Linked DNA regions of Homo sapiens: all the other regions are linked to region 1. A link is a loop called in an ENCODE intact Hi-C map of the cell type or tissue named here. Cell type or tissue: chondrocyte. All regions are shown on one strand. Links, peaks and the distances in the headings refer to the core of each region. The heading gives the core; the rest is flanking DNA. Region 1 overlaps LHFPL3 (LHFPL tetraspan subfamily member 3). Region 2 has its middle 55 kb from the start of LHFPL3. Region 3 overlaps RELN (reelin).

The links. Hi-C counts contacts between places; a loop is a spot of excess contacts. Peaks named below come from ENCODE experiments on the same cell type or tissue, not always from the same donor. Only the 100,000 strongest peaks of a DNase experiment are listed, where the experiment ranks them.
Region 2: a loop joins it to region 1, with 5 times the contacts of the local background. A loop is called at or near these places in 23 of 110 quality-filtered maps.
Region 3: it touches region 1 in a loop (2.6-fold over the local background); 7 of 110 quality-filtered maps call a loop at or near these places.

Annotation. Positions count from the first base shown.
Region 1 is chr7:104,843,641-104,851,640 of GRCh38, forward strand. The region is part of intron 2 of LHFPL3 (LHFPL tetraspan subfamily member 3); the gene reads left to right. Among named protein-coding and RNA genes, the nearest start is that of LHFPL3-AS1, 44 kb to the left of the region's middle. In chondrocyte, for the core only: CTCF peaks have their summits at 4,923 (motif pointing left) and 5,125; no DNase peak of the experiment used is centred there.
Region 2 is chr7:104,268,355-104,278,954 of GRCh38, forward strand. No RefSeq gene overlaps it. Among named protein-coding and RNA genes, the nearest start is that of LHFPL3, 55 kb to the right of the region's middle. RefSeq lists an enhancer at 7,535-8,734. In chondrocyte, for the core only: CTCF peaks have their summits at 4,620 (motif pointing right) and 4,820; no DNase peak of the experiment used is centred there.
Region 3 is chr7:103,518,954-103,529,553 of GRCh38, forward strand. It overlaps RELN (reelin), which reads right to left. Exons shown (of 65, transcript NM_005045.4): 47 at 4,438-4,578; 48 at 3,069-3,246; 49 at 370-563. Among named protein-coding and RNA genes, the nearest start is that of SLC26A5, 78 kb to the left of the region's middle. In chondrocyte, for the core only: CTCF peaks have their summits at 5,536 (motif pointing right) and 5,746; no DNase peak of the experiment used is centred there.

The DNA of each region.
Region 1 (8,000 bases), core at 1-8,000:
GTGAGAAGGAGCAGAAAGAAACTTAGAGGAGAGGGCCTGTACCTTCTCTTCTGAAAACTATCTCGGGCCAGTGATGAATACAAGTGACCAAAAGAGAGAAGTAAGAAGAGGGCCAGATGGGAAGCAGGAAATGGGAAGCTATCAGTCAGATAGGAGGTATTGGAGGGGAAGGAATTGGGTGTCCAGAAGGAGAGGACAAGCCATTAATCTGAGTTTCATGGAATGCTACATGTTTTTAAATAAGATCTGTCTCAATAGGCCCATCTACATGAGCAAATGCACCACTGGGAGGTGGAAAGAGTGGGATTCAAATTGAGGAAAAGTGAGGAACTAACTGGGCCCTGGTGCTGACCAACCAGGGACTCAGAGCATGGTCAGCAAAGGCAGACTCAAGCCCAGGTCATCCACAGGGCATTTTGCTTGCAGGTACCTTTTAGACTAAGTGTCCCATCCTTCCCTGTTTGACCACAATATCCTGCCAAGTGAGGGCAAAGCTAATGAAATGGTTCTGGGAAAGAATGGGGGAGAGAAGTTCACCCGCCTGCATGACTTGATCAACCAGTTGGTATTTACACCACCACCCAAATCCCCATCCATGCACTGGCACCTTTCAGCAGTTCTCTGTGAGGCACCAGATGGAGGCAATTGAGAAAATGCAAGACAACAGCATGGCAGGGCAATACCTGAGGATGTGTACATAGCCTTGAAGCGTCCAGCGTGAACCAGGCTTTGGAGTTCTAATTGATCTGTGTGTGTACAATTGATTTTTACTTATCTTTCTTTTAAAGTTACTCTGAATTGCTTTAGGATAATCCAGAATGTGAAATGATGTCCTCAAAGAATTTTAACGACACTTGGAACTATTGCTCTATCCATGTGTTTTTAACTTTTGTCTTTTTCCCTTGATTATTTTTCTTATTGAGCATCTAAAATTCTCTCTAAGTCCTTGACTTTCACTTCTTTTTCCTCTCCTTTGGGTGGTATTGCCTGAGGAAACCAAAGATAAAATAAAAACAACAATGATGTCTAACTCTTAGATAATGCTTGGTATTGACTAGGAATATTCTTTCCTTGTAGAATAATAGAGATATTCTAAGTATTTCTTTTCTTTCTTTTTTGAGACGCAATTTTGCTGTCACCCAGGCTGGAGTGCAGTGGCACAATCTCAGCTCATTGCAACATTTGCCTTCCAGGTTCAAGCAATTCTCCCTGCCTCAGACTCCCATGTAGCAGGGATTACAGGCGCTCACCACTACACCCAGCTAAATTTTGTATTTTTAGTAGAAATGGGGTTTTGCCATGTTGGTCAGGCTAATCTCGAACTCCTGACCTCAAGTGATCCGCCTGCCTTAGCCTCCCAAAGTGTTGGGATTACAGGCGTAAGCCACCGCACCCGGCCTCTAAGTATTTCCCATGTGGTCATTCATTCCATCCGCACCAAAACATGGTGAGGTAAGTGCTACTATTGGCCCGTTTTACGTTAGGAAACCACAGCACGGGAAGGTAAGACACTTGCCCAGGTCCTACAGCCAGCAAGTAGCAGGACTAAAGTATGAACCAGGCAGTCTGGCTCTCAGGACTGTGATTTTCCTCAAGTATGTGCAGAGAATCACCAAGTATGTCTCTGCACACCGTCAATGGAATAGCCAGGAATGACGTTGTCAGTTTTAATCTTTAAAAAATGAAGTGTGAGCTCTTATTTTACCTTTAACCGTTCTGTTTTTTCCTCCCACACTCTCAGATGATGGAAATGCTTAAGGCAAACTAAGGTAGTGTGAGACCACACCATGTAAGTGTGAGCATGGCTTTGTGGGTTCAGCTCTGTTTTGTGCGCTTCTGCCTTCTGTTCCCGCATGTTTTCTCCGCTGTTTTCTGATTCCCGCTTTCAGCGCTTAGCACTTGAGCCGCATGAAACTGCCGCTTTCAAGCCATAAATCTTCTGTCTTTGTTCCTGATTTTATATTTTTACTTCTCTCTCCCACAATCCCTGGCACTTGCAGCTGTCAGCCTGGCACCTCCCTGGGAAGGAGCTGGGGAGTCCTGGGGGATGTGTTTGGTTATTGTTCTCTGACAATGAGCACTTGGATGATCAGCTTTTAGGATTCTAGGCATGTGTCCACACTCTCACTGCAACATACTACTACAGTGTGAACCACGCATGTGGGCATCTCTGTACAAACCTTGTCCTTTGCTATGCAGTGTTCTCTGGGGCCACCACCCTTTGGTGGATTACGGCTGTGGGCGTCTCCATAGAGTGAATGCTAAGTGAAAGCAAACACCATTGTGCCAAGTAACAGGGCTAAAATGAGCCACGGAGAAAAGAGGCCATCTTCTCATGTATTATTTTCCTGTGTACACATATGTATGCGATGGAAACACGTATATATGTGGAACAAAACTGTGACTACGAAGGAAAAAGAATAATGGGTTCCAAGCCAGATATGGACTCTAGTGGCCCTTCATTGTACTGTTCACACATACACACACATGGGCACACACACAATTCCTTCTGGTGTTCCTTGATTTTCCATTACCTATATATCCAAACTGAGTGATTTCAATATGTGATAAACTGGATTTACAGAATAAATTGGGAAGGAGGGATTTGTCCCTAACAGCGTACCTGGAACATTTAAAATATGATCCTGACTGTGATTGCAGGGTTGGAACTGCCTCTTGTTCTCAATTTCACTGAAGTTTCTGTTGTGTGTTGAATGTGAGTTTGCAGGAAACTTCCCAAGTTAGTTGGAAGAGATGACAAGAATGTAAAATTAGAGGGGCTCTCATGAGATATGACTGAGCACTGCCCACACCCCTGCAGTGTTGAGACCCAACCCATCGTTTAGAAACAGAATTCTAGAGCTGATGAGTCCTTAGAGATGATAGAGCCTTGACTCCAGATCCCTTAATTCATAGAAAATGGCCAAGGTTTCAAGAGAGAAAGTAACTTGCCCAAGATGGTGGCAGAGCCTGGATTAAAACTTTATCCTCCTCTTCCCATCAAAGCATCTTTTTGTGTTATGTCCCAGTTCCTTTCTCTCTGGAAGAGAATCTCTTGCACACTACCAGGAGAGCCTTTTAAAAGTGAAGGAGGCTACATCCCGAAAAGGACCCCAGGTCCCTGTCCTGGCTCTGCTATGAAGTATCTGGATGAGCTTGAGAAAGTTGCTCTGCCTCTCTTGGGCTCCTCATCTGTAAAATGAGTTTGAAAGCAGCTGATTTCAAAAGTACATGATGCTAAGTTTGCTGAGTAACCTCAGGCTGTTTTTCATGCAGTTTCCTCTCAGCAATATTCATTTTCCACTGTAGGATTATGAAAAAAGTTATAGTCAGGCTTTGCAAATGGGGACAGCCTCCAGGAGCAAGGGCCTTGTGAATTTCTGTAACTAACTGAAGAAGAACAAGGGCAGGAAGAAGAAAGTGCAGATGAGGAGCACACAGCCTGTGCCCTTTACACAGACCTATCAAACTCAGATAGATGTGGCAAGCTCCGGTTTGGTCATCTCAAATCTGCCAATTTCAGTAGTTTGGGGTTATCCAGCTGGTATGTACTTCTCTTCTTCCTGAGATATCACTGATCAGGGCTCTGGAACTTGAGCAGACCCAACAGGTGAACAAGGTTACATTCTCTCCTTTTCAGTGTATTGCTGACCAAGTTAACAAGGCCAGGGAAGTCTCTGAGGCAGTCAGAGAATAATTCAAAAGCCAATAAGGCAAGAATAGAAACCCACATATGCCAGCTTTCAGCAGAGTTTTGAGATACATCCTTCCTTTACATAAAATTATGGAATTATAGTTATTAACCAAATATGCAATGTCGTTTTTTTAACAGAGCTTTCTCTTTCCATGGTAAGTAAATGGCATTTTTATGGTGAATTTTTTTTCTTGGAGACGGAGTCTTGCTCTGTTGCCCAGACTGGAGTGCAGTGGCACGATCTCAGCTCACTGCAACCTCCGACTCCCAGGTTTGAGCGATTCTCCTGCCTCAGCCTCCTGAGTAACTGGGACTACAGCTACATGCAACCATGCCCAGCTAATGTTTTGTATTTTTAATAGAGACGAGATTTCGCCATGTTGGCCAGCCTGGTATCGAACTCCTGACCTCAAGTGATCCGCCTGCCTTGGCCTCCCAAAGTGCTGGGATTACAGGCGTGAGCCACTGTGACCGGCTATGATGAATCTTTTTTAGAGAGCAAAAAATCATCACTTGATTTAACATTTTGGTCCATTTGGGTTTTCAGATATCAAGTTTAGCCGAATACACAACTTTTTCCAAAATAACACATCTAGTCTGCAGCAGCCTTCCCTGAATCTGACACTGATTCGAAATCTGGTGGGAGGAGCAGGACAGGATATGGTAGAATAGGGAAAATCACAGAAGTGGATCATTTCTTGTGTACTTCTTATGTTCTAATGCGCTGGACAAATAGCACCACAAAGAGCTATGGCCTCAGAAAGTATTACCAGGATAGAATTTCAGCTCCAGAATTTTGGCAGAGAAGGGAATGAGAGGCAGCTCATCTGGCTGGAAGGGTTGTACAAGAGGACTCTTGATGCCGCCTCTGCATGGCACTTCACATGAGATTGAAAGATGACAATCCACCATGTCATTTGAGGGAAGCAGCTGTTGGAGATAATGGAAGGGGACTATAGGCCCTTCTTGGCAACTATCACTGCCCTGGTGTTACCATTCCTTCTCCTGTGACAACGGTAGCACTGTTTGTTTGAAGAGGAAAATGGCATTCTTGGGCAGCCACACAAGACTAGTTGGTCTTCCCGCTGATGATGATGGGCAGGCAGGCAAGAGTCACGAGCTCTTTGCCTTAGTTCTCCCTTTGCTGGAGAGCCCCCAAAAAACAGCCAGCTTGGAGTTGGGGGTGGGTTTCAGGCTTCTTGCAGGTCCTTCTTTGCCCCTTCCTAGGATAATCATTGTCCTGCTGAGCCCTCTAGTGACCAAATTGGAAACTGCAGGTGTCTGAGGAAAGGGAGGGAGGGAGAGGAAGGGAAAAGGAGAAGGGGAAAGGAGGAGGAAAGGAGTCCTATGGGCTGCCCCTGAGCCACAGCAAAGCACCCCACTGTCTGTGCAAGCCTCAGCCTGAAATACTTTCTAAATATTTCAGAAGAAGGGGCACATCTATGGCCTGAGATCCTAAAATATCAGCCTGGAGGCCTGGTGGCATATCAGCATGCGAATATGCCAAGCTGGCTTCCTAGTTAGCCATGGTGATGATGAGAACTCTGCCTTTTTTTGTTTTTTTGGTTTTTTTTTTGTTGTTGTTGTTGTTGTTGTAGACAAAATCTCACTCTGTCACCCGGTTTGTCAGATTGCCAGGCTGGAGTGCAGTGGCGTGATCTCAACTCACTGCAACTTCCACCTCTGGAGTCAAGCAATCCTCCCACCTCAGCCTCCCACCCAAGTAGCTGGGACTACAGGCATGTGCTACCACACCCGGCTAATTTTTGTACTTTTAGTAGAGTTGGGGTTTCACTGTGTTGCCCAGGCTGGTCTTGAACTCCTGGGCTCAAGCCATCCACCCACTTCGGCCTCCGGAAGTTCTGGGATTACAGGTGTGAGCCACTGTGCCCAGCCAACTCTGCCTTCTTTTCTGCTTCTAGTTACTCCAGCTTAGTTCTGAGAACTACTAGAAGCTCTAGATTTGGCCAGGCCTTCATGTCTTGCCATAGAGGAAACCCCAAAACTAACTGAGCTCCCGAGAGTCTGAAGAACCAGCCAACAGAGCCTAGCCATCTGACAGAGACACACATTAATTTGCTCCCTCAGGGCCCTGCACAGACCAGCCTGGCTCCTGGGGGCTGGGTGGCCCTGCACTGTGTGGGGGCCAAGGCCCTTGGCCCACTTAAGGTTCACTGAAAAGTCAGTGACATGCGGCAGATTAATTAATAAGAGAAAAGGCATATAAATTTATTTAACATGTATACCTGGGAGCCTTCAGAATGAAGATCCAAAGATTCAGGAGAAATTGCCCATTTTTATGCAGAGGTTCAACAAAGTAGGGACAGCCATATAGAAATGTGATTGGACAAAAAGGTTAGGATCTACTGCTAATAGACTGAGTGGGGAAACCCAGCAGGGCCTCTCTGTCTAGATTCTTCTTGGCCTCTCTGAGCCAGCATTCCTTCCTTCTGGATGTGGGGCAGGACTCTCCCTGGAATGGGGGCCTTATGGCCCATAGTCAAACAAGGTGGATCAGAAAATTCCTTTATGGCCAGTTTTTATACAGATAGAGCAGAGGGAAAGTTAGAGTAATATATTTAGATGTTATGGCTGGCTTTGGAAAAAAAGGGTTCTGGTTTCTGTGACCAGCCTTGGGGAAGAGGAATTCTATTAGGTTCGTGCAAAAGTAATTGTGGTTTTTTTAGGCCGGGCGCGGTGGCTCACGCCTGTAATCCCAGCAGTTTGGGAGGCCAAGGTGGGCGGATCACTTGAGGTTGGGAGTTCGTGACCAGCCTGACCAACATGGAGAAGCCCCGTCTCTACTAAAAATACAAAATTAGCCAGGCGTGGTGGCACATGCCTGTAATCCCAGCTACTCAGGAGGCTGAGGCAGGAGAATCACTTGAACCTGGGAGGCAGAGGTTGCGGTGAGCCGAGATCACACCATTGCACTCCAGCCTGGGCAACAAGAGTGAAACTCCGTCACAAAAAATAAATAAATAAAAGTAATTGCGGTTTTTGCCGTTATCGTTTCTAAGGCTAGCCTTGGGGGAGAATGGGACTGGGAGACAGGAGAGCAAGAGAAGGTCAGAGAAGATCTTTTGCTTCTGAGCCTGCTTCTGAGGGCTTCATTTTGGGTGTTGTTTTCTGAGCCCCAACAACTGCTTCCCCAGACATCCACCTCCTAGACAGACAGAAAACAAGCCCAGCACCACCACTACCTCCAACACCCTGATGCAGAGGGCTTCCCCAGGACAGGAAGTAGGTTACACCTGACTGACATGAAACTAAATTGTTTTAATTGTTCCAAACTAGTGGTTCTCAAAATGTAGTCTCCAGACCAGCAGCATTGCCCAGAAACTTATTAGAAACGCAAGTTTTCAAACCCCAGACCTGCTAAATCAGAAACTGTGGAGGTGAGCCCCAGGAATCTGTATTCCATAAGCCCTCTGGGTGATTCTGAGATACCCCCCCACCCCCGCCAAGGTTTGAGAGCCACTGCTCCAAACACTGATTCTCAAATGACTATAGATAGAAGAGTAAAACTCTCAGTATTTAAAATGTAGGTTCTGACCCCTCACCCACAGAGATTTAGAAGTTCTGCAGTGGCGTGCATAAATCTGCTTTTTGACCATCATTCCAGGTACTTCTGATGTGGGAGACCCACAGGCCACCACTTTGACAGATTCTGCTCTAGAAGGAATAGCACCACCTTTGCTAGTAATTTTACCTTCTCTTAGAGATAAATATTGTTCTCATGTCTTGCCAGTCATGAAAGAGATCTCAGCAAGTATATCATAGTGTTCCAAGTCTTCAGATGGGATTGTAATGTTTACTTTGACACATTAGTTTTTGCTCCCCTTGTAAGGAACATCTCAGTAGTATCTGCATCATAACTCAAAAAAGAAATATTTCTCTGGAAAGAAATATGAATTAGTGAGAGAAAAGAAAGAACAGGAAGCCTGTGGCTGGGTGTTTTCTGAGCATGGGGATACATCTTGGGAGTCTGAGTCTCTGGGCTGGTTGGCTGGGCTCAACCAAGAAGCCATGAGGTATCTCTAGGCTGTGAGTCCATCAGAGAGCAAGTTGCCCCTTCCTTCTTGGAGAGTTGGAGATTTAGTGATGCTTTCCCAATAGGACTCAAGAGGATAGCTGATTATGAAACTGCTAGGGAAAAAAATGGCTTTCAAAATCTGAGGTTATGAGTATACTTGGCTTATACGGCCAACGCATTGGTCACCCTGGAAAAATTAAGTTCATATTTGTGAAGATTGTTGTGAATATAAAGTCCCAACTCTCCTCAACACAGCTCTGGGCCTACTGG
Region 2 (10,600 bases), core at 1,006-9,005, 570 kb before region 1:
AGGCAGGAGGATCGTTTGAGCCCAGGAGTTCAAGACAAGTCTGAGCAACATAGCAAGACCTCATCTCTACACATAATTTTTAAAATACCCAGGTATGGTGGCATGTGCCTGTTGTCCCAGATACTCAGGAGGCTGAGGGGGGAGGATGGATTGAAACTGGCCAGTCAATGCTGCAGTCATGCCACTGCATTCTAGCTTGAGTGAGACCCCCATCTTAAAGACAGACAGAGAGAGAGAGAGAGAGAGATTGAGAGAGGGACCTGGGGTCAAGTCCAACTACCTCTTACTGTTGTGTCCTCTTGGATTATCATGATTAGAAGTGTGGGTGTTGGAGGCCGCATCATGGATTTGAATTTTCTCCTTTCTCTCCCAGCTCTTCCCCTCCCCTCATGACTTTCCACCCCCTCCAAATTCTTTCCTTTAGCATGTCCTCTAGATTCTTCCCTTTCACTCCTGCTCCTCTCTCACCCTCATCTCTGCCCTCCATTTTGTCTCCTTTTCTTTCCCCCAGTTCCTGTTCTCTTCTGGTCTTTTTTCTTCTAATGCTAAAAGACATTCACAAAACTTGTTCTTTTCAACCATTCACCAAATGTTGATAAAATAGCTAAGTAGGCACAACTTATGTGCCTACTTTTATTATGTCTTTTATTATGATATTTTATTTTCATTATTGTGAGTAGCATCTGTCATGTTTTCTGTCTGCCCAACCTATTTTTTAACAACCTTGCTATATTTGAGGAATTTGTAGTTTATGAATTTGATGCCTTCTCCCCAGTCTTCTTTGCAGTCAATGCACAGGCGTGTGACATAGATTCCAAATGGGACTCATTCACATGGCATTTAGATTTTCAAGACAGCAGCTTGGGGTAGGAGCATCTGCACACTGGCAAGGCATGGTGACAGAGGTGTAGTCACCACAGGAGTGCACACCAGACCTCCAACTGTGGGGAGTATCATTAGCCATGGGGCCCCAGCTGCTGCCCTCGAAAAGCCACCTGCACTGAGGCCACACTTCCACATGGCTGCCCAGTGAGTGCCACAGGACACCTAGGCAGGCCCTATCCCTGTCCTTCAAAAACTGACGTCAGCTGGAAGACTCCCTGATGGACCTTCCCAAATATTCCTTAGACTGTACAGCAGCCCAGCACACTTCTGCCTACCCTAACTCCCTTTTCCTGAACTCAAAGTCAGACTTTGGTGGAGGTCTGATGGCTCTCCCTGCTATTCTAGCATGCTCCCATTTTCTGTCACACACATGTTTTCCCTAACATAATCCCTGCATGCTTAGCTCTACCTTAATGTTCGCTTCTAGGAGGACCCAGATCAGCATAAGAGGCATTTAGCTTTGAAGGAAGTCAGTGGCTGCAAGTTGAGTCCCTGGCACCAGTGTAGCAGTGGTTACAGAGAAGTCAAGGTCTTGATATCAGTGCTTGGTGAGGGCTATGGTAGACATTTCTTTATCAGGGAAGTTCTAACATATGGGTTGGAGCATTTTCCCTAGAAGCATAGCCTTAATGCTCACTGTCTAGCTCTGCCTACACTTCCATGAGCTTCTTAATATCCTAATATAAAGCAGAGTTTGTGGTTAATCAGCCAAAGTTACTTTTTTTCCCTTATAACTAAGAACTCTTGATATAGAAATATATTACAAAAGTGATTACAGGCAACAGAAATGCAGAGAAATGGAGAAAAATTGGAATAGGCTATTTGAACTAGTTGGGACTGGTGGCTCCTAAAATTCATGTAATACTAAGAGATGGATTCTGGCATCACATGAAACACACACAGTGAAATGTACTAACTAAATTAGGTCATACAATTAACATCTAGAGTATCCATTAACGGCAAGGCTTTTGGTGACCCAGAGGCTGCTACTACAGGAAAAGTATGAAGATTGTGAGGAATTTAAGGGATAAGTCAGTTGCTTCTAACTGTATTGAATGCCTTAAAGAAAGAATAAAAGCCTCAACTTTCTAAATTCTCAGTTCACAGAAAAGAGAAAATCATGGAATGTCTATGATTGTTATGAAAATCTCTCAACAAAAGTAATTGCAGGATAATATACTAAAGAATCAAATTTAAAATTCATATCTGTTGAATTCATAACCATGCCTGTCTCTTATAAGTAAGTTAGTGGAAAGAAAGGGACCCCAAATTGGCATGGGAGCTTATGGAAGGATTTAGGGGCTGAGATGCCAAACTTATAAGCTCCCCTGAGCCTCCTTCCAGGAGAGGCACCACCTACTTCTCTGCATGAGGAGGCCCCTCCTGCGTGCAAGTGAGATAAAGACCCTGTGATTATCTCATCTCAGTTACCATTCAAGGAAAAGGCAATTCTCCTTCTACCATACTTGTACTACCTCACATTGTTTCCAGGCTTCTACCTGGAATCAAATTCCATCAAGCATGAGGTATGCAAATATAAAGTCATACACAAACATAAAAGATGCACACACTAAATGAATTGCAAAATTTAGCTAATTTGTGTTGATGAACGGAACGGAAAGAAGGGAGGGAGGGAAGGAAGGAGAAAGGAAGGAAGAATGAGTACATATAGTAATAGATCCTAAAAGAGATAGAAAAAGGAGGGGGGAATATACAACTTTACACCTAATTGACCTAAATTTATCAATATGAATGTACTAACCAGATTATTTGGATTAATGTTTGAGAAGATTATATTGGTATTGTTTGAATTGTTGGTTGACTAAAACACAGACTCAGGGTTGGCTGCTGTGAATGATCACCAGATGCCCCTCTGATAATCCTCTAGGTCAGCAGGTACACAACATAACTCACCTTGAGGCTGTCAGACAATTTCTTTCCTCTGCCAGTCCAAGGCTTACTCAATGGGCTCATGGAAAACATAGCTAGGTCAGTCAGAGTCAGATTCTATTGCTTGAAACTGAGAACTCTAATAAAATATGTATCTTACATTTTTAAAATTAAGCACCATGTGTATTATTCAGGGTCCTCCAGAAAAGCAGGACCATTAGGATGTGTATGCATATATAGAAAGATGTTCATTTTAAAGAATTGGCTCATGTGATTATGGAGTTTGGTAGGTCCAAAATCTGCAGTTTGGGCTGTGAAGCTAGAGACCCATGAAGTGCCAATGGTGCAATTCATGTCTGAAAAGATGTTTGCTGCAGAATTCCCTCTTGCTCAGGGCAGGTCAGCCTTTTGTTCAGGCCTTTAGATGAAGCCCACCCACATTATGGAGGCCAATCTGCCTTAATGAAAGTCCACTTATTTAAATGTCAACCTGACCCCAAAACATCCTCACAGCAACATCCAGAATAATGTTTAACCACTTATCTGGGCACTATGGCCTAGCCAACTTGACACATAAAGTTAACTATCATAGCAGATAAATAAAGATCTTTATCAAAAGAATTTTGATTATTAATCAGAATAATAATTATTAACTTTTAATCTGCATTAAATATTAATAATTATTTCTCTAGATTACTGCATTTAGTCTTTTTGTAAGTAAGTAATTGAAAAACTAAATGACTAGGACTATATAACTTGAGTCCAATTTAAAATGATGAACTTAAATCTACAGAATTCCCTACCACACATTTAAAACAATTGCTTGTTCTAGTGATTAACAGTTAGAATAGGAGGGCACCAACCTAGTATGTTTACTCTCACTTCTTTTCTCTAAGTCGATATGCTTTATTCAGAGATTCCAAGTAGGTAAACTTGGTATTCGTGGCACATACATGAATAGAAGCCTGTGAAAGATCATGAGTAAACATTAAGATCCAAAGTTCTGATCCATGGGGTCATCAGGCTATTTATCTTGCTTGTTTATATTTGTCTTGCCAGTGAAAATCATAAGATATGGCACCTTAGTGTGTATTACTAGACAATAACTGCAAAATCAAATAATAGATCATACACTTCAGTAAAAGGCAAACATATAAAAATGATTGAGATTTAGAGAACCTTTTTTCCCCCTTAGAAAAATAGAGATTTAAGAATGAAAGCATATTCTTTTAATTTAATTCAAGTCAAGGTTACTTTTCCATGATGTTAGGGTAATAGAGGCCTTATAGATAATATTCTCATAAAATTTATCTTCCAAATATGTACACTTGAGATATAAAAAGAATCAATGAATTAAATTATTCTGTTGAAAGCAACTTTTAAGAATAAAAATCTACAGAAAAAAAGAATTAATAATATAATTGTCTGACCTCCCTTGAATGGAGAATTTCAAGGGCTCTGAAAGCCATTTAAAGTCACTAAAGATTTTGTAAGTGTACTTTTTAAACCAGGCTTGGTTAAACCTCAAAGTGATGATTACTTAGTGATTCCCAATAGGTTCTTGGCCACTAACAGAAGCAATATACTAAATACACTCATTTCTTACCAGCCTTTCTGTGTTAGAACCCACAATCACGCCTCAATTCTGCCCCTTTGAACAAGCCTCGCTATTCTAAAAGCTGTATTTGACAGTGTAATGCTTTAGAACAGTCACTTAATTATTATTTCAAATCATCTTCAACAGTTTACTGATATAGCTGGGGATGGCATGGTAAGACATTTTCTCTTGTCTCCTTTCAGTTCATAAAATGCCTATGCAATTTCTGGCCATTGCAGTAGATGGCAGTGTCTTAAAACTTCCTCTGTTTGCAAATCAGGCTGGTTGGATGATTGTCTGTAATCAGGCTATTTATATTATATATAGATGAGTCTATACAAAACAGTCATGCTTTGATTCTTGCATTTATTACTTCCTGGGCAAATGCTAAAAGGCAATGAAACTTGAAATAGCAAACTATCTGTGTACTTGAGAGTTGTCAGATGTTACTTGGGGAGTACATAACATTCTCTAAGTTATAGTAGCAGGAAAAGTCAAGGTTAAATTGTATTAATAATGGTTATCAGCAGAGACTAATAGGGCCCAGAAAATATTAAATGTGCTTTAAAAGGAACGCAATACTGAAATACAAGTTTATATCTTATATATTGGACATTTAGTAAACCCACGCGAGGTGAAATTATTCTCCGCATTGAAAAACTTTTCTGACATTTAGATTTGCATTGGAAATCTAGAACATGCTTTTGGCTATTGTGATCAGTAATATGTTATTTATTTTCTTTCTTTTTTTTTTTTGAGATGGAGTCTCGCTCTGTCGCCCAGGCTGGAGTGCAGTGGCTCTATCTTGGCTCACTGCAAGCTCCGCCTCCCGAGTTCACATCATTCTCCTGCCTCAGCCTCCAGAGTAGCTGGGACTACAGGCACCTTTCACCACGCCCAGCTAACTTTTTGTATTTTTAGTAGAGACAGGGTTTCACCGTGTTAGCCAGGATGGTCTCCATCTCCTGACCTCGTGATCTGCCTGTCTTGGCCTCCCAAATTGCTGGGATTACAGGCATGAGCCACCGTGCCCGGCCATGTTATTTATTTTCATTGATTATTATAGGCATATATGTCCTGACTTTTGCCAACTGCACTTAGAAGCAGTTGTTTAAGTTTTTTTTTCTTTTTTGTTCATTGCGTCTTTTTATCTTATAGCTACAATGAAAATAAAATTTTCTCCATTACCCCATGCTGATTACTACAAGCCCTCCAGAAATTATTTTCCTACAATTAGAGAAACTTTAACTGTAATGAGTTAAGGCTCCTCTAATTGAAGGAAAGTAATTTCTGGAGGGTTTGTAGTAAACAAGCTTAGCCCCCGATTATTTTGTGGACTCCATCCTTCTCCAGCCTGGCACTTTATTCTTTTCCAACACTGCCTGTATACAAAATACTAAACATTTCATCAACCAGTCATGAGCAGTGGTTCTGAAAATCTTTTTCATACATACCCAATATGTGTTGTTCCTATTTAAGACCAATCCCTGCATCTCGCCCTCAGTCCTACTTCCTACTGCTTCCTTGGGAGTTTTGCTCCATTGATTATTCGTTATCTTCTGTCTCTTAAACTTTTGTTTTTTCATTGGCATCCTCCTCTCATTGTAGAAACAGACTCAGTATTGCCTATCCTAAAACAATTAAATTTAAAAGCTTTTCCCTTGGTTCAGAATAGCATTTTTGTTATTGCCTGTATTAGTTAGCTCAGGCTGCCAAAATAAACTATCACAGACTGGATGGCTTAAACAACAGAAATTTGTTCTTACAGTTCTGAATGTTTGAAGTCTGAGAACAGGGTGCCAGCATGGTTAGTGACTGGTGGAGGCTGTCTTCCTGCCTTATAGATGGCCACCTTCTTGATGTGTCCTCACATGGTGGAGAGAGCAAGTGACTTCTTTCTCTTTCTCTCCTCATAAGGCCACTAATCCCATCATGAGGGCCCCACCCTCATGGCCTAATCTAACCCCAATCACCTCCCAAATGCCGCATCTCCAAGTACCATCACTTTGCGGGATAGTACCTCACCATGAGTTTAAGGGAGATACAAACATTCAGTTCATAACATTGTCCCCATTTCCCTTCCTCTGGAGCCTTTCAGATAACATTTTGGAAGAAATAAGCTTCAGTGCCTGCTCCCTTTTGTCACTTCTCATTTTCCCACAATCATTTACAATTTGGCCTCTGTCCTCACAATGTGACTAAAATCACTAAGATCACCAAAGACATTATGCTTGTCAAGTCCAAAGACTGCTTTTTCTGTTCTTATTTTACTTGACCTCTCTTTAGTGGAATGCTGTTGGCCATTTTATTCCTTCTTGGCTTCCTCATTTGGCTTCCAAGAAATGATACTATTTTCTGTCTCTTCCTAATTCTAGAGTTTCTCCTTCTCAATCACATTGGATTGTCAACAACTTCAAGTCAATGTTTCACCCTCAGTAATCTTCTCTTCTTAATCTATACCATCTCCTTTGATTCATTACATGTCTTAATTACTGCCTGTGTGCTGTGGTAGACCTTTCTCAGACCTACTGTAATGCAAATGAAAACCTGTAGCACTGTGCAAGTTATTTAAATAAGCATTCCTAAGATGGATCTGAAGTCTTTTCCCTTATTGATTCTGCTTTTGTCATTTGTTTTTTAAATGAAAACAAATTTATTATCTCATTTCTGTAGGAAAAAATGTTCAAATATATATTTCTAAATCTCTGTGATGGTCTTTCTTAGTTTTCTCTTATCCACATGAATCTATTGCTTTTCAGTTACCATAGTGTCCAGGTTGCTCCAATCACCACTGGATACTTCACAATTTGTCTATGTCTTCCTTAAGATGTGCTGCTAAAAAAATAAAATACAGTATTCCAGACATAAACTGTTCAGCCTAGAAGTCAAGAAACTATTAATCTCATGCTCTTGACTCTATTCTTTTAAAGGCGGATTGATGTTCTATGTGTTGTTTGGCAGCAAACTCACATTGCTTGACACTGGCTCACGTTAAGTTTTTTTTTTTCCTGTGTGAAAAACAACCTCTTTCCATACTTTCAAAGCATACATTTTTTAATGAAAAATACAGGAATTATCATTTATTTCTACTGAATTTCACGCTATAGATTTTAATCCAGTGTTCTAGCTCATAGGGATACTGAATTGTAATTATGTGATCTATGGTATAAGTTCTTTCTATTGCATAAATCATCATTCCTAATTTTGACCTCTGAAATCTTGCTTTCTGGGAGTTCAACCAAGTCACTGATATTGTTGACTTCAGTCACTTAAGTAAAGGAAGAGCCTCTAACACGCTACTGGAGATGCGGCTCTATTGGCAGTGCTGTGTGTCAAGATTCACTCAGGAAGTGGCAAACGACATCCACATGATGTCATTCATAAGCACCTACAGTGGTTGTGAAAGCTCCCATGACTCACCCATGGTACTGTCATGTCAACAACCCACTCATGAGACTGTCATTAAAATACACTTTAAATATTTATTAGAAATCAAGATATATCAAATGTCTATGCTGTTTCTCTGTTCTACCAAACCAAAATCTCATCCAAAAGGGAAAAGACTACTATAATATGATTGTTCTTTCTGAACTCATTTCTGTAGCCAATGAGTACTATGATTTCTGTTAAATAAATACTCTGTTTTGTCATGTCTAAGACTTTCACTTTACCTTGATTTTAATTTTCAGAGAAATTACAATTTAACTTTTTATTTTCTTTCTCATTTGCATACTTGCCTTGAATAATTAGGATAGATCACTGGCCAGAGAGAATTCCTCCATCAAGAATTGCTTCACACAGTCGGGAGCCAAGATGGCCGAATAGGAACAGCTCCAGTCTACAGCTCCCAGCGTGAGCGATGCAGAAGATGGGTGATTTCTGCATTCCCATCTGAGGTACCGGGTTCATCTCACTAGGGAGTGCCAGACAGTGGGCGCAGGACAGTGGGTGCAGCACACCGTGCATGAGCCAAAGCAGGGCGAGGCATTGCCTCACTCGGGAAGCGCAAGGGGTCAGGGAGTTCCCTTTCCTAGTCAAAGAAAGGGGTGACAGACGGCACCTGGAAAATCAGGTCACTCTCACCCCAATACTGTGCTTTTCCGACGGGCTTAAAAAACGGCACACCAGGAGATTATATCCCGGACATGGCTCGGAGGGTCCTACGCCCAGGGAGTCTAGCTGATTGCTAGCACAGCAGTCTGAGATCAAACTGCAAGGTGGCAGCGAGGCTGGGGGAGGGGCGCCCGCCATTGCCCAGTTAGTTGTTTGATTAGGTAAACAAAGCAGCTGGGAAGCTCCAGCTGGGTGGAGCCCACCACAGCTCAAGGAGGCCTGCCTGACTCTGTAGGCTCCACCTCTGGGGGCAGGGCACAGACAAACAAAAAGACAGCAGTAATCTCTGCAGACTTAAATGTCCCTGTCTGACAGCTTTGAAGAGAGCAGTGGTTCTCCCAGCATGCAGCTGGAGATCTGAGAATGGTCAGACTACCTCCTCAAGTTAGTCCCTGACCCCTGACCCCCAAGCAGCCTAACTGGGAGGCACCCCCCAGTAGGGGCAGACTGACACCTCACATGGCCAGGTACTCCTCTGAGACAAAACTTCCAGAGGAACGATCAGACTGCAGCATTCGCGGTTCACGAAAATCTGCTGTACTGCAGCCACCGCTGCTGGTACGCAGGCAGACAGGGTCTGGAGAGGACCTCTAGCAAACTCCAACAGACCTGCAGCTGAGGGTCCTGTCTGTTAGAAGGAAAACTAACAAACAGAAAGGACATACACACCAAAAACCCATCTGTACATCACCAGCATCAAAGACCAAAAGTAGATAAAACCACAAAGATGGGGAAAAAACAGAGCAGAAAAACTGGAAACTCTAAAAAGCAGAGTGCCTCTCCTCCTCCAAAGGAACGCAGTTCCACACCAGCAACGGAACAAAGCTGGTCGGAGAATGACTTTGACGAGTTGAGAGAAGAAGGCTTCAGACGATCAAACTACTCCAAGCTACAGGAGGAAATTCAAACCAAAGGCAAAGAAGTTAAACACTTTGAAAAAAATTTAGACGAATGTATAACTAGAATAACCAATAGAGAGAAGTGCTTAAAGGAGCTGATGGAGCTGAAAGCCAAGGCTCGAGAACTACGTGAAGAATGCAGAAGCCTCAGGAGCCAATGCGATCAAGTGGAAGAAAGGGTATCAGTGATGGAAGATGAAATGAATGAAATGAAGTGAGAAGGGAACTTTAGAGAAAAAAGAATAAAAAGAAACGAACAAAGCTTCCAAGAAATATGGGACTATATGAAAAGACCAAATCTACGTCTGATTGGTGTACCTGAAAGTGACGGGGAGAATGGAACCAAGTTGGAAAACACTCTGCAAGATATTATCCAGGAGAACTTCCCCAATCTAGCAAGGCAGGCCAACATTCACATTCAGGAAACACAGAGAATGCCACAAAGATACTCCTTGAGAAGAGCAACTCCAAGACACGTAATTGTCAGATTCACCAAAGTTGAAATAAAGGAAAAAATGTTAAGGGCAGCCAGAGAGAAAGGTCGGGTTACCCTCAAAGGGAAGCCCATCAGACTAACAGCGGATCTCTCAGCAGAAACTCTGCAAGCCAAAAGAGAGTGGGGGCCAATATTCAACGTTCTTAAAGAAAAGAATTTTCAACCCAGAATTTCATATCCAGCCAAACTAAGCTTCATAAGTGAAGGAGAAATAAAATCCTTTACAGACAAGCAAATGCTGAGAGATTTTGTCACCACCAGACCTGCCCTAAAAGATCTCCTGAAGGAAGCACTAAACATGGAAAGGAACAATCAGTACCAGCCACTGCAAAATCATGCCAAAATGTAAACACCATCAAAGCTAGGAAAAAACTGCGTCAACTAATGAGCAAAATAACCAGCTAACATCATAATGACAGGATCAAATTCACACATAACAATATTAACTTTAAATGTAAATGGACTAAATGCTCCAATTAAAAGACACAGACTGGCAAATTGGATAAAGAGTCAAGACCCATCAGTGTGCTGTATTCAGGAAACCCATCTCACATGCAGAGACACACATAGGCTCAAAATAAAAGGATGGAGGAAGATCTACCAAGCCAATGGAAAACAAAAAAAAGCAGGGGTTGCAATCCTAGTCTCTGATAAAACAGACTTTAAACCAACAAAGATCAAAAGAGACAAAGAAGGACATTACATAATGGTAAAGGGATC
Region 3 (10,600 bases), core at 1,135-9,134, 1.3 Mb before region 1:
GTCCAAAATTCTCTAAAAACAGAGTGTACACTATATAAATAAATATTTATTTTTCTGTTTCCATTTTCCCAAAGCATTGCTGAAATTAATTATACTAGTTAATTTCTGTGGGTTTTTGCACTGGGTTTATTCACCGTTGGCATTGTGGTAGAATATTTCATCTTATTCTGGGATGTGAAAACTAGTTGTTCTTAAAATAAAAACCCAAACCAGCTATTTATCCAGCTCAGAAACCCTTCTTCATTTCAGTCTCAGAGGCATCCTCTAGTGAGGCATAAGTCTGAGGTCCCCCTCAGTCTCCCGTGACTGATTGCTGGTAGCAATCTCTGCTCGATGTACTCGTTATTAGATATCAAATCGAATACAAACCCGGGCTTACTGTACTGGTCATAGAAAATCTCCATGAGCAGGTTCCAGGTAATGCCTCCATTGACAGAATATTCCAAGAGAACACCTTGGTTACGGTTGTTTGGTGTAATCAGGCACCCATACATGAAGTAAAATTGGATGAACTCAGCATTAGTGAGGTTTAGATCCACAGTGACTAATAATCGACTACAACCCTAAGAAAAAGAAGTAAAATAAAAAAAAGTGATAAGGAATCTCGATTGCAGATTATAGATTTTCTATGGATTTTTTTTTTTTTTGAGACAGGGTCTTGCTCTGTCACCTAGGCTGGAGTGCAGTGGCACCATCACAGCTCACTGCAGCCTTGACCTCCTGGGTTCAAGTGATCCTCCCACCTCAGCCTCCCAAGTGGCTGGGACTACGGGTACATGCCTCCATGTCTAGCTAATTTTTTGTAGAGACAGGGTTTTGTTATGTTGTCCAGGCTGGTCTTAACTCCTGGGCTCAAATGATCTGCCTGCCTCGGCCTCCCAAAGTGCTGGTATTTCCATTCTTTTAATATTTATTTTGTGATACCAGCCACATAGTATTGTGGCACTGATTTTCTTACCCTCTTTCTTACTATGCTAGCTCTTAGTATTTTGCCTAGTACACAGTAGGTACCCAGCACATGTTTGCTGAACTTTGAAATTTCAGCATTCAAGACTTATTTACAGAGAACAATGTATTCCAAGATAATTTTCTGTTTTCTTTTTCCTTTTTTTTAATATGAATGTTTATTTGGGCCAAGGTTGAGTATCGCAGCCCAGGACACATTTCCAAGTTGCCTTGGCTGTTTTTTTTTCATAAGCAAGATGAGAGCTGGAACTAATATAACTGTCCTTTATTTTTATTAAACTATCTCCAGTTATTTTCAGACACTATTAGATTTTTAAAAATGAATCAACCACTAAGAAAATAGCATATTGAGATGACCATTTTATTATGATTATTATTATTTAATTTTTTGAGACAGTCTGGCTGGAGTGCAGTGGTGCAGTCTCGGCTCACTGCAACCTCCATCTCCTGGGTTCAAGTGATTCTCTTGCCTCCGCCTCCCGAGTAGCTGGGACCACAGTTGTGTGCTACCACACCCGGCTAATTTTTGTATTTTTAATGGCGATGGGGTTTCACCATGTTGGCCAGGCTGGTCTTGAACTCCTGACCTCAGGTGATCTGCCCACCTCGGCCTCCCAAAGTGCTGGGATTACAGGCGTGAGCCACCGCGCCTGTAAATAGATGACTATTTTAATATGAAATTTAAAAATAGCTACATCTGGAAATTTTATAATTATACAGATAATCTAATTACTGTAATGTTTTAAATTCACACTTTAGCAGAATTTAATGGCATCTGTATTAATTTCTTAATGTTGATATACGGATTTTTTTTAGTTGAACATATGTGAAAAACTCACTTTTAGTTCTAAGTGAGGAAAAGTATCCTGAACACTGCAGTCTTTCTCAGTGTTGCTGATTATAAAAAGCCTACATGCTATATGCCTTCTTGCTACTCGAGCTAAAATGTTGAATATAAATAATACACTTCATTGGCACAAATGTAAACTCTAAGGTAGGGCATGCTAAGGAAATAAAGAGCTGGCAGTAAATTTGTTATTTTTTTTTTTTTTTTTTTTTTTTTTTTTTGAGACGGAGTCTCGCTCTGTCGCCCAGGCGGGACTGCGGACTGCAGTGGCGCAATCTCGGCTCACTGCAAGCTCCGCTTCCCGGGTTCACGCCATTCTCCTGCCTCAGCCTCCCGAGTAGCTGGGACTACAGGCGCCCGCCACCGCGCCCGGCTAATTTTTTTTTGTATTTTTAGTAGAGACGGGGTTTCACCTTGTTAGCCAGGATGGTCTCGATCTCCTGACCTCATGATCCACCCGCCTCGGCCTCCCAAAGTGCTGGGATTACAGGCGTGAGCCACCGCGCCCGGCCAAATTTGTTATTTTAAAACATTAATTTGTCTATCTAATCATGGTATACAAGAAATTGTATTTTAAACAGAGTCGCCTTTGGCAGAAAAGTAGAGTGACTATAAAATTTCCCAAAGAAAGTTTCCAAGCTTGCTGCTGTCACTCACAAGATAATATGCTACACATACAAATATCTAGTAATTTCTAATAATTATTCTTTCCTGGACAACCTATAAAAATAATTCATTGTTCTTAATAAATTCAGGAACCATCACAGCTCATTTTCCAGATTTTTGGCTCCTTAAATCCAAAATCTGTTGCAAGCTCAGGAGTTGTCAATTAGAAGGGCTCCATGCAGATGGAAGATTGCACAAGTGCTCTTTTCCAAGATGAACATTCACTTACATTCTTTTGTAATATGTACTTAAATATGACCTGTGCTGACACTACCCTGAATAATTAAATAGTCTCAACTGATTTGTGGTAGAAAAATCCTGGGAATGATTAATATTTTCTGATTCCTTAGTATAAAGCATAGCATAAAGTTATACTATATTTATTTTCTAATTACTTGGTATAAAGTATAGTATAAAGTTATCTTTATAGCATAAAGATTTGTATAAAGTTGCAAGTTCAGATCAGGGTTGTACATTTAGGGTAACTAACCCTGCATCTTGATTTGCCCATTAAACTTCAGAAGAGAGTCAACTATTTGGAAGGAACTTAAGAAGAGCAGAAATGAGTAACCAGCAGCCAAACACTCACCCCACTGAAATGGAGAGCCATTCCCGACGCCACGGCTCCACACACTGTACTCAATTTCCCTCCGTTCACAGTCAGCCAGTTCTGACTGGATGGAGCTCGATTGAAGTTGTCTTTGAGTTGGGTTGGAAGAGAGGTCTCGGGGTCATCACAGTACAGGCCACCCCACTGTTCATCACAGCTGGGTGCAGAGCAAGAGAGAGGAAAAGTCAACATCAGACAAAGCCCCTGCAAGCTTGTTCTCAAATTAGTGAAGACTACTCTTTTCCTAGTCCAAGATGATGAAAAGTTACTGATTTTCAGAGAGCTTGCCAGAATACACCTGCTCTCCTTAACTGTACTTTAGGTTACAAATAATCTATGAATTAACTAACTCTAACATTTCCTAAGGTAGTGATTCAGGGTTATAGGTGGAGAGAAAGAAGCAACTTCAAAGAATCTACTAAAGGCCCATCTCATATCACACAGCTCTGAAGGGCTGATAAACAATGGGAGCTGCCAAAGTAAACTGGTGGGTCCTAATAATTTACAAAATTAGTCTTTTTAACAGAGGCTTTGAGCCACTTAGGAATCCAAGGGGCCATGGTGCTAACAGCAGAAGATACTTTGGGCAATAACTGTCACTTCTTACCAAAAGACTGACTTCCCTGTTTAGGGTGGAAGGGCATATGAATATAGGACTGGGAAGCTCAGGGATCTCAAGGGTCGTCCTGGGTATGGGCTAAAATCATTAGCCAAAAAAAGACTTCCCAGGTGTATGGGGAAAGCATCTTCATTCATACTTCCCCATTAAACAGCATAATCTCACACAGACACACAGACACACACACACACCCCCACACCTTCATTTAAATTATTCCAAGTATACTGAGGTTCTCTAAGAGTAATACAATAGGCCTGTGCATCAAATACCTCTGGTAAATTGACCAGACATCTACATACTTTCTTAGGCAAACAACATAGCAATATAAATTAAACAATGACAAGTGCATATCCTTACATATATTCAGACCTAAGTGAGAAAAATACTCATGATGTATTAGTTTTGGTCAGAACTTACTGAACTCCTGAACCTTTTCTAATGTTATTTTCAAGGCTCGAGTGTATCACAGAAACACAGAAGGAAATAAAATATAGTTAATTATAATTCATCTGTCTCCTGACAAGATAGCTATTGTTCAGTTCCTAATCTCTAAGCAAGAATGAAGATACAGTATCCATCAACTTCACAGTTAGCTCAAGATCATATTTCAGAAAAAAATGTATAACTTAAGGAAGCATGGGAGTGATTCAAAAACCAGTTACAGAAAAATCTCCTAGATGGAATGTGAATCAGGAGCTTTCAACAGAAGGAAGAAAAAAACCGACTTACACGCAGTTTCCCTGGATGCATCTCCCATGGCCACTGCACATGTCTATGCAGCCATCCCCGATATAGACATTATCTATTGCCCATGTCTGCTGCTTGTCAAAAGGAGCTGGTTGATGCCAACGGAAACGAGTGGCTTGGGACCTTTGAAGAAGATGAGAATTTTAATGAAGGATGCTGTGGAAAAGAAAATGTGTTCCAGTATGTTTGAACAAGTGCATGGAGAAGTGTAACACAAAAGCATGTACATTCCTACTTCTTTTCTGAAAAGAACATTCATTATTACAATATTCTTCTTTTCTTTTTTTGAGATGGAGTCTTGCTCTGTCACCCGGGCTGGAACGCAGTGGCACCATCTCAGCTCACTGCAGCCTCCACTTCCTGGGTTCAAGCAATTCTGATGTCTCAGCCTCCCGAGTAGCTGGGATTATAGGCATGCACTACAACACCCAGTTAATTTTTGTATTTTAGGGGAGACAGAGTTTCACCATGTTGGCCAGGCTGGTCTTGAACTCCTGACCTAAAGTGATCCTCCCACCTCAGCCTCCCAAAGTGCGGGGATTACAGGCATGAGCCACTGTGCCTGGCTGGCCATTATTACAATATTCTACAGAAAACATTGTTTATAGTCAAACCAAACCAACCAAACTGTGATAGTTTGATCATACAATTTGGCCAAGTGATCTTCCTGAGCCTTGTAAAAAACAGACAGTCAGAAACAAAAACGAATCCTAAAACTGGAAGCCTCAGGGGAGCTGTGAGCCTTGGATTTCGTGTGGGAAGTACCATGGAATGACACCAGAGCTGCTGCTAACTTGTAAGTGCAAAATCAGAAAAGATGACTATCTCCGAGCAGCCGCAAGCCCTCTGCATTTGGCTTGGGAACAGAACATGGGCTGGATTTCAGCTTCCCACTTGCTCCCTAATTGGACAGAGAAAATTGTACAGAGAAAAAAAAGAGAGAGCATAATAAATGAGACCAGACTTATTTTACATTGATATAAAAGCGATATAAGTAAAGCTAAAACAGAGGTTCTCCCATTCCAGAAGCAGAAATATATTTGCTCATTCACGGAGTTCTGGAGAGTGTCTTGCTCAAAAATACAACACACGTGTTTTCAGAGGCACTAGATGGCAGTAAAATCCAAGCAATGCCTGAGGCTCAAGTGCATTGAACATGAAAAGACTTTTAGAGGAAACCATTTGTGTTTATTGATCCATATATGTTCTGTCATTAAGAGACCGTTAATCATTTGACTCAGGAATATCTGTTTAAGGCAGGACAAAAGACCAAACAACAGGAAGGAGTTTGCATTTTCCAAATGAAAATATTTCTATAAAGTTTAGAAAATGGAGAAGAAACAGACTAGAACTAAAATCTTCACCTGAAATGAAGAGGTCAGTCCAATACATGTCTGTTGAGCGTCTATGTACAAACTGGTTTCTCCATAATTTTGCTTGCTCCCCAGCTTTGGCATGTTCCCCCAGCAGAGTGATCTCTGCCTAATAAACTCCTGTCACTTTCTACTGCATTTTACCGAAACCCCTAGTCCCCTCCTTGGCCCACAAGGTCCTGCCTGATATCCGCCTGAACCTGGGCCTCTGCTTCCCTCCCTCATCATGGTCACTCGCCTCTGGAGCACTGTTTCTCCCCTCAGGCGCCAAAGCACACCAAACTCATTCCCACCTTTCTGCCTACATATTCTCTTTCTCTGTCTCTGTCTCTCTCTCTTCCTCTCCCTCCCTTCCTCTCTCTCTTTCTGCCTGGTTAACCTCTGTGTGTCCTTCAGGTCTCAGAGGAAATGTCAGGTCCTCACAGAGAAATTTTCTTCCTGATCCCTTTTAAAATGATGTTTCTTCCATGCTATTCTCTCTCATAGCAAACTATTGTTTTCCTCTTATAGTATTTGTCACAGTTATAGTTATACATTTATTTGCATACATATTTGATACATGTCTGTCTCTTCCTTGAATGGTAAGTTATAAGGAGAGCAGGGTTGATTCCTTTTTGTTCAACATCGTAGACTTCATGGACAGCACCTAGAGCTTAGTGGGTGTTCTAAACGTCCAGGAAGTTCGTATCCAGGGGCTTCCATTCTCACAGTAAGCAATGTGGAAATGCACTCACCCCTGTAAGCTGTGTAACTCAGCGGTTTTGCTGATAAATTATTTTTAATGACTAAATTTATCTAAATTTATTTACAGTTATGTCTGTTTATCTGCAGCAACAACTTATAATTAACATAGCGGAATACCATATTTCCATAGCACATAATTACTCGGAGCCAACATTTATATATTCATTCTGTTTTTTTTTTTTTTAGACTATAAGCTTCTGAAGGGCAGAGAATATCTCTGTATCCCTTAGGGAATATTGGTTTGTATCCTCAGTGCTTATAGATAGTAGGTAAGTAATAAACTTTCTTGGTTCCCCTAATATCTTACACATACTTCACCAAAGCCCTCGTCACCTTGTATTAAAAGTGCCTATTCATATGTAATTTCCTGTTATTTTCCTTATTTATCATTTTATTGTTGCTGGCACCTACAGATGGAGCTTCATAAACATTTGCTGAAACACTATTAAGTTGGTAGCAATAAAGATGCCCAGGAAGATCAAAACACCCTACAAGAGATGTCCTGTAGGGTAGATGGGCAGGGCCTGGTGTCAGCTGTGGAGGGGTGGTAATCTGATGGCTGTTGAAGGGGGCAGACAGCTTCCTGGCAGCCGAGAGGTGGCATGGGTTGCCTAGCAGGTGGTTGCTTTCTGAGCATTGGCTGTGTTTAATCACAATGTGGGCAACCACTTAGAGAAACTGTATGGAAGATTTAAGAGCCAGATGCATTGTTGGAGTTGACAGCATTTATGGGGACTTCCAATGCTGACATTTTCAATTTGTGCAACTCTCTGGCATTTCAAAGAAGAGGAAACAGTAAGAAACTACATGAAAAATGTACTAACATGGGAGTTGGCCCCTCAGGAGCAAAGATAAGTGAGGGCTTTCATTTGTACTCTGGCACTAGTAGGTTCTATGTCCACGGTGAGTAACTAAACATGTATAATAAGGGAGTTAAATGAGATGATTTTTAAGGCCCCTTCTTAGATGTGATGATTTCATATTCTTAGGAATAACTACACCTAGTAATTATGTACCCATCAAACAAGGATACACATACTATCCAATATTAATTTGTAAGAAGAGGAAACATTTTCACTAAGAACTGGAATATAAGTTAAAAATGAGAGTTTGGAAGTTGAATTGCCAGGACTTCTTATTCCCAGCCCTGTCAGAGCTCCACTGTGTGAAGGGGCTACATCACTTATGTTTATGTGCTGATGCTTCCCTGTCAGTAAACCAGGAAGATGCTACTTTCCGCCTCACAAGGGTGTTGTGAAAATTAATTAGTTCTTGTTTACCAAGAACTACGAGTGTCTTGGTGGAGTTCCTCGGCAGGTGTTATCATTTATCTTTATAATGATGGCCACCATCAGCTGCTACTTCCCGGAGTTGGGGGAAAAATGGTCCCAGAGAAGATTTCTCATTTTTCCATATCCTTGAACTCTCTCCTCTTGGTTCTTTTGTGGAGTTATACCATTTCTTTCCCATCTACAGTATGTAGTAAGTGTTACATCAGTTTTGTTTAATAGATATCCATTGCTAAGTAGTTAAAATATTACTGTTAATAGTACGGTTCCCCTCACTGGTCTCCCAGGTATCTCTCCCTACACTACCTCCGCACCTTTTAACAGATTTCACTACACATTACAGAGTCTTCATTTTTGCTCTTTTCTTCAGAATGACTCTATCTACCTATGAAGTCCTCACTGTCGTCATCATCGTGAGAAAAAGCCCTTTGAAAGGAACATAATATTTTAAACCTCTTCATCCTTCCCTGAAATATCTTTTACTTCGAAAGAGATACATAAAATATTTAAGCCTAGAAAATCTAGCCTAACAATGCCATTCTACCGAAGACGACGATGACGCCCAGTGACCTAAGTCTCACACTGATTCACTAACAAAACTGAGACAAGGCAAGGATCTCTTGGTTCATGATTACTTTGTATTCTCATTAAGCAAACCTTTCAAAACTCCACTGCAACCTCCACAAAATCTTCCTACCCTTATCATTACCTGTAAATATGAACAGTTGTTAAGCTATGGGAGGCTGTATGTGTTGCAGCTATATGTGTCTTGACTTCTGTGTCAGCTTCAGAGCTGAAGCCCCTGGCCCTCTGTGTTTGAGCAACAGACTCTGTGATGTCAGCCCATTTCAAAATGTGTGTCTATTTGCCTTGCAAGCCAAGACCCTTCCTTTATGTTTTGCATAAAATTTCCTCCACTAGCCTATTTCTTTGTATTAACCTATCTTCTTTGACAAAGTTGGAGAATATTCCAAAGAAGATATATAAATGGCCAATAAGCACAGGATAAGAAGCCCAACATCATCAGCCTTTAGGGAAATGTCAATGAGAACCACAATGAGATACAACCTCACACCCATGAAGATGGCAACAGTCAAAAAGACAATAACAAGTGCTGGTAAGGATATGGGGAAATTAGAATCCTCTACATTGCTGGTGGGAATGTAAAAGAGTACAGCTGTTGTGGGTAAAAGGTTGTCAGTTTCTCAAAATGTTGAACATAATTACCAGGAATTCCAGTCCTAGGTATATAGCCAAGAAAAGTGAAAACATACATCCACATAAAACTTGCACAGGAATGTCCACCACAGCATAAAAGGTGGAAGGAACCCAAGAACCTATCAAACGATGAACAGATAAATAAAATGTGGTATATCCATAAAATGGAATATTAATCAGCTGTAAGGCGGAATGAGGAGCTGATACATTCCACAATATATCACACTACACTTTGATGCTAAGTGAAGGAAGCCAATTGTAAAACAAACACACATTGTATAATTCCATTTCTATGAACTGTCCAGAACAGGCAAATACAGAACATAGCTTAGTGGTTACCTAGGGCTGGGGTGAGGGGTGGGGAGTGACTGCTAATAAGTATAGGATTTCTTTTAGTGGGGACAAAATATTCTAAAATTACACTGTGGTGATGGTTTCAACAACCCTGTGGGTTTTTTTTTTTATTTAGTAATGACTAAAAAACATTGAATTGTACACTTTATTTTTTTGAGACAGGGTCTCATCTTGCTCTGTCATGCAGGCTGCAGTGCAATGGCATGATCTCAGCTCACTGCAATCTCTGCCTCCCAGGTTCAAGCGATCCTTATGCCTCAGCCTCCCAAGTAACTGGGATTACAGGCATGCACCACCGCGCCCGGCTAATTTTTGTATTTTTAGTAGAGACGGGGTTTCACCATGTTGGCCAGGCTGGTCTTGAACTCATGACTTGAGGTGATTCGCCTGCCTCGACCTCCCAAAGTGTTGAGATTACAGACATGAGCCACTGCACCCAGCCAATAAGCTTTTTTAAAGTAAAGAATATAGCCAGGCATGGTGGCTCACGCCTGTAATCCCAGCACTTTGGGAGGCCGAGGCGGGTGGATCACGAGGTCCAGAGATCAAGACCATCCTGGCCAACATGGTGAAACCCCGTCTCTACTAAAAATACAAAAATTAGCTGGGCATCATAGTGTGCGCCTGTAGTCCCAACTACTGGGGAGGCTGAGGCAGGAGAATCGCTTGAACCTGGGAGGCGGAGGTTGCAGTGAGCCGAGATCACACCACTGCACTCTAGCCTGACAACAGAGTGAGACTCCATCTCAAAAAAAAAAAAAGTCCTCTCTAAATTTGTTTACCTGAAAGTGTTATAGCCTCCCATCCCCATCTCTTTCCCCCATTCCTTTCACAATGTTGCCATTATTTGTGCACAGCACCTTTCCTTAGAACTTCCTGCAGACATTAAGTAGCTTCCACGGTGTGGCTAAAACCACCTGGGTTTCCAAAGTGTAGATAATCTTTAAAGAAGGTGGTATCAGTTAGGTCATTAGGGCTAGTAGAAGGGAATAGATAATCTTCAAACTGTGACTTAAAATAGCCAAGTCACACTTGAGCCTTTCAGTGGCCACTCCCCTCCTCCCTTTCTCGGTGGATTTGGGTTACCTGCCCTTCCACTGACTCACCCTGGGTCTAAGGTGATATTCAAGAACCCATGCTATTTGAGCCACCTCTTACTTTTAGGTC